Linked DNA regions of Homo sapiens: region 1 is linked to region 2. Evidence: read pairs that join two places in POLR2A ChIA-PET (ENCODE). Cell type or tissue: A673. All regions are shown on one strand. Links, peaks and the distances in the headings refer to the core of each region. The heading gives the core; the rest is flanking DNA. Region 1 has its middle 20 kb from the start of PYGL. Region 2 overlaps NIN (ninein).

The links. ChIA-PET counts read pairs that join two places held together with the same protein. Peaks named below come from ENCODE experiments on the same cell type or tissue, not always from the same donor. Only the 100,000 strongest peaks of a DNase experiment are listed, where the experiment ranks them.
Region 1: POLR2A ChIA-PET joins it to region 2 with 13 read pairs; 4 of 35 experiments call an interaction of 5 or more read pairs at or near these places.

The regions. Positions count from the first base shown.
Region 1 is chr14:50,963,322-50,966,236 of GRCh38, reverse strand. No RefSeq gene overlaps it. Among named protein-coding and RNA genes, the nearest start is that of PYGL, 20 kb to the right of the region's middle. In A673, for the core only: no CTCF peak of the experiment used is centred there; a DNase peak (open chromatin) is centred at 1,366.
Region 2 is chr14:50,809,696-50,812,610 of GRCh38, reverse strand. The region is part of intron 3 of NIN (ninein); the gene reads left to right. Among named protein-coding and RNA genes, the nearest start is that of NIN, 20 kb to the left of the region's middle. In A673, for the core only: no CTCF peak of the experiment used is centred there; no DNase peak of the experiment used is centred there.

The sequences.
Region 1 (2,915 bases), core at 321-2,820, 150 kb before region 2:
AGTATGACAGCCAGGGTTTGAACCCAAATAGTCTGACTCCAAGACACAGGCTCTTAACCTGTAGGTTATATGACATATGATTGCTACACATAGGATGTACCACAGACAACACACTCATTCATACGATTAATATTTAATGAGCACCTATTAAGTGATAAATGCTGTTGTAACAATGCTATTACTGGGAATACCAGTGAATAAAATAGACAAGGTCCCTACGTTCTTAGAGCTGATATTCAAATAGGGAAATAATAAGTAAAGATCAAAATCATTTTAAGTCTTAATAAATACAACACAGGAAATCCAACAGGCTATGAGATAGAGAGATATGGAAAAGTCAGCAATTACCTCTCTGAAGGGGTTATATTTGGGTTGAAGAAGCCAAGACCAAGGGAAGGGGTAAAGGCCTTGAGGCGGGAACAAGCCCAGTAAGTCAAAGAGTTAGTGAGGGTGAGGTGCATGCAGTGAGAGGAAGGAGGGTGGAGAGCCCAGCCTGCTGAGGTTATATGAAAATGCTACACCATTTTATATCAGGGACTTGAGTATCTGTGAATTTCAGTATCTCAGGGAGGTCCTGGAACCAATGCCCCCGCAGACACTGAGGGACCACTGCAGGGAGGCCCTGCCAGGCAGGTGTGCCAGATAGGAATCTTTGGCTACAAAAACACCCAACCTGACTGTGGCTGACCTAAAGGCATAGAAGGAATATGCGAGAAAGACATGGGGCAGCTCAGAAAGATGGGAACGAGGGCAGCTCTGGGGATCAAGGTAGCAGGAACTGATGAATATCGGGTCTTATCAGAGACTGCCAAGGGGGCGCAAAAGCTCCAGCTCATCCTCATTTTATTGTCTCACTGCTCAAGATTTAATTCCAGAAAGATGGTGTCTGGTTTTGCTTGTATCCTGGGTCTACCTCTTAGCTGAGGGAGGGCAGGACATCACCACTTAGAATTCCAGCCACTGAATCCAATTTGAGTGCTATTTCTAGAAAAGTAGGGATAGAGGCTTGGCAGCAAAATGAGCAAGGACCCCTGCACCATGATGAAGTATTTGGGCTTATTCCAAGTGTAGCAGGAAGCCACTGGTGGGTTTTAAGCAAAGTGAAGTGACAGGTTATATCTACGTAATGTTTTAAATAAATGAATGCTGTTTAGTCTGGGCCTTTAATTTCTGGGATTTTTTTTTTTTTCTGAACAAAAGTAAATGCTTTGGAAATGGCAGAAAGCTGGGAGACATTTACAATCGTAGCAGAGAATAAACAGTGAGAGGGGAGGTTCTCTTCTATATTGACTTTATGTCTCAGAATGTCAAATGCTCACAGCTGATCTAGCTCAAAAAACAACATAGCTTCTACAACTCGGTAGAAACTGGGACCACAGCCAACTTGACTTGACACGTCTTTCCCAAGAAATGAACACAAGAAATTGCTGCCTCTAAGCTACCAGAAACTGAGCTGGGAATTTTTTTCTGATATAAAGATCTACACAACTGGTTTCAAAATTTTTTTAATTCTTTGAATCTTATTCACCTGAAAATCTGTCTCGTGGACTCTGGGGTCACAAAAACCCAGTTCCCAGCCCAGGTCAATCACTTACTAGATGTGAGCTTAGACAAGGTAATTAACCTTAAACAATAGTTTTAGTTTATCATAAATTAGAGATAATAATATCCATATCCTAAGGTGGTTGTGAGGATTAAGTTAGAAAATATGCTGTGTCTAGTGCAGGAGGAACTCACGGAGATTCCTCTTGTTTAAGCTGTTTATCCTTGCAATGGAGAATGGTCAGTATATAATTAAACATACATTGCTATTACGTTCACAGTGAGGATGTGGAGGGGTAAAATGATTTACAAAGGGTTTTGATTTTGAGTAACTTAAAAAGATTTATAGTCCTTGAATATAGTTCCCACCAATACTTCTTAGGGCAGGTATTAAGAGTAACTGTTACTGTTACTGGAGTGCTCAGTGTGTCAGGCACTATTTGAAGCATTTCATATTTATTAACTCATTTAATTTATACAACAACATCATGTCATTGGATTACCATTATCCCCCATTGTAAAAATTAGGAAACTATAGCAAATAAAGTTTCTGTATTTGCCCAAGGCCACACAGCTGGTAACTGACAGAGCTGGAATTTAAACCCTTACATGTCGGTTCTAGGGCCTTCACTCTTTTTTTTTTTTTTTTTTTTTTTTGAGGCAGAGTCTTACTCCGTCGCTCAGGCCAGAGTGCAGTGGCGCGATCTCAGCTCACTGCAACCTCCACCTCCCAGGTTCAAGCATTCAAGCAGTTCTCCTGCCTCAGCCTACCAAGTAGCTGGGACCACAGACACCCGCCATCATGCCCAACTAATTTTTGTATTTTTAGTAGAGACAGGTTTTCGCCATGCTGGCCAGGCTGGTCTCGAACTCCTGACCTCAGGTGATTCGCCCACCTCAGCCTCCCAAAGTGCTGGGATTACGGGAGTGAGCCACCATACCCAGCCCTGGGGCCTTCACTCTTAACCATACTTTCCACATAGCAGAGAAGCACGAATCCACACATTCCCCAGCGAGCTGCTCCATCCCTTCCGTCCTCATATGCAAAGCTGTTCCACTTGGGATTTGGAGTAACAAATTAAAATTCCAGTTTTGTGTGTATTTTGTGGGTCCTCAAACATAGATTTGAATGATTTTCAAGTTTTAAATTGTGTTTAGCAGTAATTTATGTGAATATGCATTACCTGGAGGCAGAGACCATGTCTTCTTCAATATGACTCCATGCACCTATTGTTCCCTGTAAGCTGTTCCATGTGCACGTGAACAAACCAACCACAACTGCCCATGCACACACCTCTAATACTAAATACTGAGCAATGCTTCTCAGCTCCATCTGCTCACTACACTGGCATGTATGGCTTAAAGAAGATGTT
Region 2 (2,915 bases), core at 288-2,787:
ACATACCAGCTTCTATCTTGTAGTTACTAATAAACCTTCCTCTCTTTTTCCCCATTCCACCCTTCCACTTTCTGGAATCTATGGGGTAGCTGATAAACTCCTTGAGGGCAGAGGTTATGTGTCTTCTTGATCATGTATCTCCTGATCCTGCCTTATACTTGGTGTGTGCTTTACACCTGGTGGCTTCGTGTGAAAGTTGAGGATTTGACTTCCAGCAGCAAGGGATTTCCCTGAGGGGTCAGACCAAGAGGGAAGTGGGCCTGAGCCAGGCAGGCTTGCTGGGCTCTGATGAGTCCAGTCAGAGTCCTGGTGCATGCTTTTTCTACCTCTCACCTTTCAATTTTGAGGTAGGGTCTCTGCCTTGACTGTGTCACATGAATATTGTGAGATTCAAATGACAAAATGTCTAGGAAAGAATGAACCTACGATAATATCGTCATTCATCTAGCATTATCCATGACCCACGTTCGTAAAAAAAATTTTTTGTTTCAGAGACAGAGTCTCGCTCTGTCACCCAAGCTGGAGTGCAGTGGCGTGATCTCAACTCACTGCAATCTCCACCTCCTGGGTTTAAGCGATTCTCCTGCCTCAGCCTCCTGAGTAGCTGGGACTACAGGCACTGCCACCACGCCCAGCTACATTTTTTTTTTTTTTGGAGACGGAGTCTTGGCTCACTGCAAGCTCCGCCTCCCGGGTTCACACCATTCTCCTGCTTCAGCCTCCCGAGTAGCTGGGACTACAGGCGCCCGCCACCACGCCTGGCTAATTTTTTGTATTTTTAATAGAGACGGGGTTTCACCACGTTAGCCAGGATGGTCTCGATCTCCTGACCTTGTGATCCGCCCACCTCAGCCTCCCAGAGTAAATTTTTTTAGTAGAGATGGGATTTCACCGTGTTGCTAAGGCTGGTCTCAAACTCCTGAGCTCAGGCAATCAGCCCGCTTTGGCCTCACAAAGTGCTGGGATTACAGGTGTGAGCCACTGCAAAAGCCCATAAAATTGTTTAATACCTGGATCTTTTGCCCCATTTAATGGTAGACCAAAAAAAAAAAAAAAAAAAAAAAAAGCTTGACCATTGGGGATTTAAAATTTTAGTTTTATCATATACAAGAGTGTATTAAATACAACTAGATTGTTCTTGATCATTTCAAATCTCCTGACCCATTAGTTTTTCTTCTGTGTTGTAAGAGTAATACCCTCAAGGCCGGGCGCGATGGCTCACACCTGTAATCCCAACACTTTGGGAGGCCGTGACGGGTGGCTCACCTGAGGTCAGGAGTTTGAGACCAGCCTGGGCAACATGGTGAAACCCCGTCTCTACTAAAAACACAAAAATTAGCTGGGCGTGGTGGTGGGCGCCTGTAATCCCAGCTACTCATGAGGCTGAGGCAGGAGAATTGCTTGAACCCGGGAGGTGGAGGTTGCAGTGAGCCAAGATTGCGCCACTGCACTCCAGCCTGGGTGACAAGAGCAAGCCTCCATCTGAAAAAAAAAAAAAAGTAATAGCTTCAGGATTCACTTAATGAATCCTTGCCTCAACACTAAGCATGGATACATGCCCCAACACCAGACAACCCCGGCCTATTAAGTTTTTGAATGCACATGTTGTCTTTTTTTATAGTTTATGTAGTTTTTAGTAGAGTTTTAAAGGCTGGGCGCGGTGGCTCACGCCTGTAATCCCAGCACTTTCAGAGGCCGAGGTGGGCAGATCACGAGGTCAGGAGATCGAGACCATCCTGGCTAACGCGGTGAAACCCTGTCTCTACTAAAAATACAAAAAAAATTAGCCAGGCATGGTGGTGGGCGCCTGTAGTCCCAGCTACTCGGGAGGCTGAGGCAGGAGAATGGCGTGAACCCAGGAGGCGGAGCTTGCGGTGAGCCGAGACACGCCACTGCACTCCAGCCTGGGCAACAGAGCCAGACTCCATCTCAAAAAAAAATAATTAATTAAAAAAAATAGAGTTTTAAAAACACCTTTGTAAAGTGTAAGAAGTATTATACTTTATTTTTGTTTGAAGGAGGATGGTTAATATCTTTCCTCCATCTCAATATGTCAATAATTGCTTCTTTTTATTTTATATTTTTTGAGATGGAGTCTTGCTGTGTTATCAGGCTGGTCTCAAACTCCTGGCCTCAAGCAGTTCTCTTATTTCAGCCTCCCAAATAGCTGGGATGACAGGTGCACGCTACCACACCTGGCTAATATGTTAATAATTACTCCTTGTACTTTTAGCTTGGAGTGCCCCTGTCTTTTATTTCCTGCTTCCAATCTGCAGTGAGTTGGGAAGCAGGATTATGAAGTTTATAATAATCAGGTAGAGTAGGAATGTGGAAAATACTGAGTTGGTCCTTTGGCATTTTCTTTTTTTTTTTTTTTTTTGAGACGGAGTCTCACTCTGTCGCCCAGGCTGTAGTGCAGTGGCCCAATCTTCATTCACTGCAAGCTCCGCCTCCCGGGTTCATGCCATTCTCCTGCCTCAGCCTCCCGAGTAGCTGGGACTACAGGCGCCCGCCACCACGCCCAGCTAATTTTTTGTGTTTTTAGTAGAGATGGGGTTTCACCGTGTTAGCCAGGATGGTCTCGATCTCCTGACCTCGTGATCCACCCGCCTTGGCCTCCCAAAGTGCTGGGATTACAGAGTCCTGTAGCATTTTCTACAGGATGAGTGCCTGGGCTTTATGACACCTCCCTCAGCTTTTGATCCCATGTGTTTCTTTCCTGGTTGTCTGTAGTACTCTAGATAGGTGAGGCTGTGAAATAAACTCCATATAAATGAAGCTTATACAGTCTCAAAAGCTTGTGTGTTTGTCATACCATATTCAAGGGATACTTAGGCCTCATGTAAAGCCTTGGAAGTTAATTAGAATTAATTCCAGATTATAGATGTCTTTGTCATGTGTCAGGGAAAGTAAAA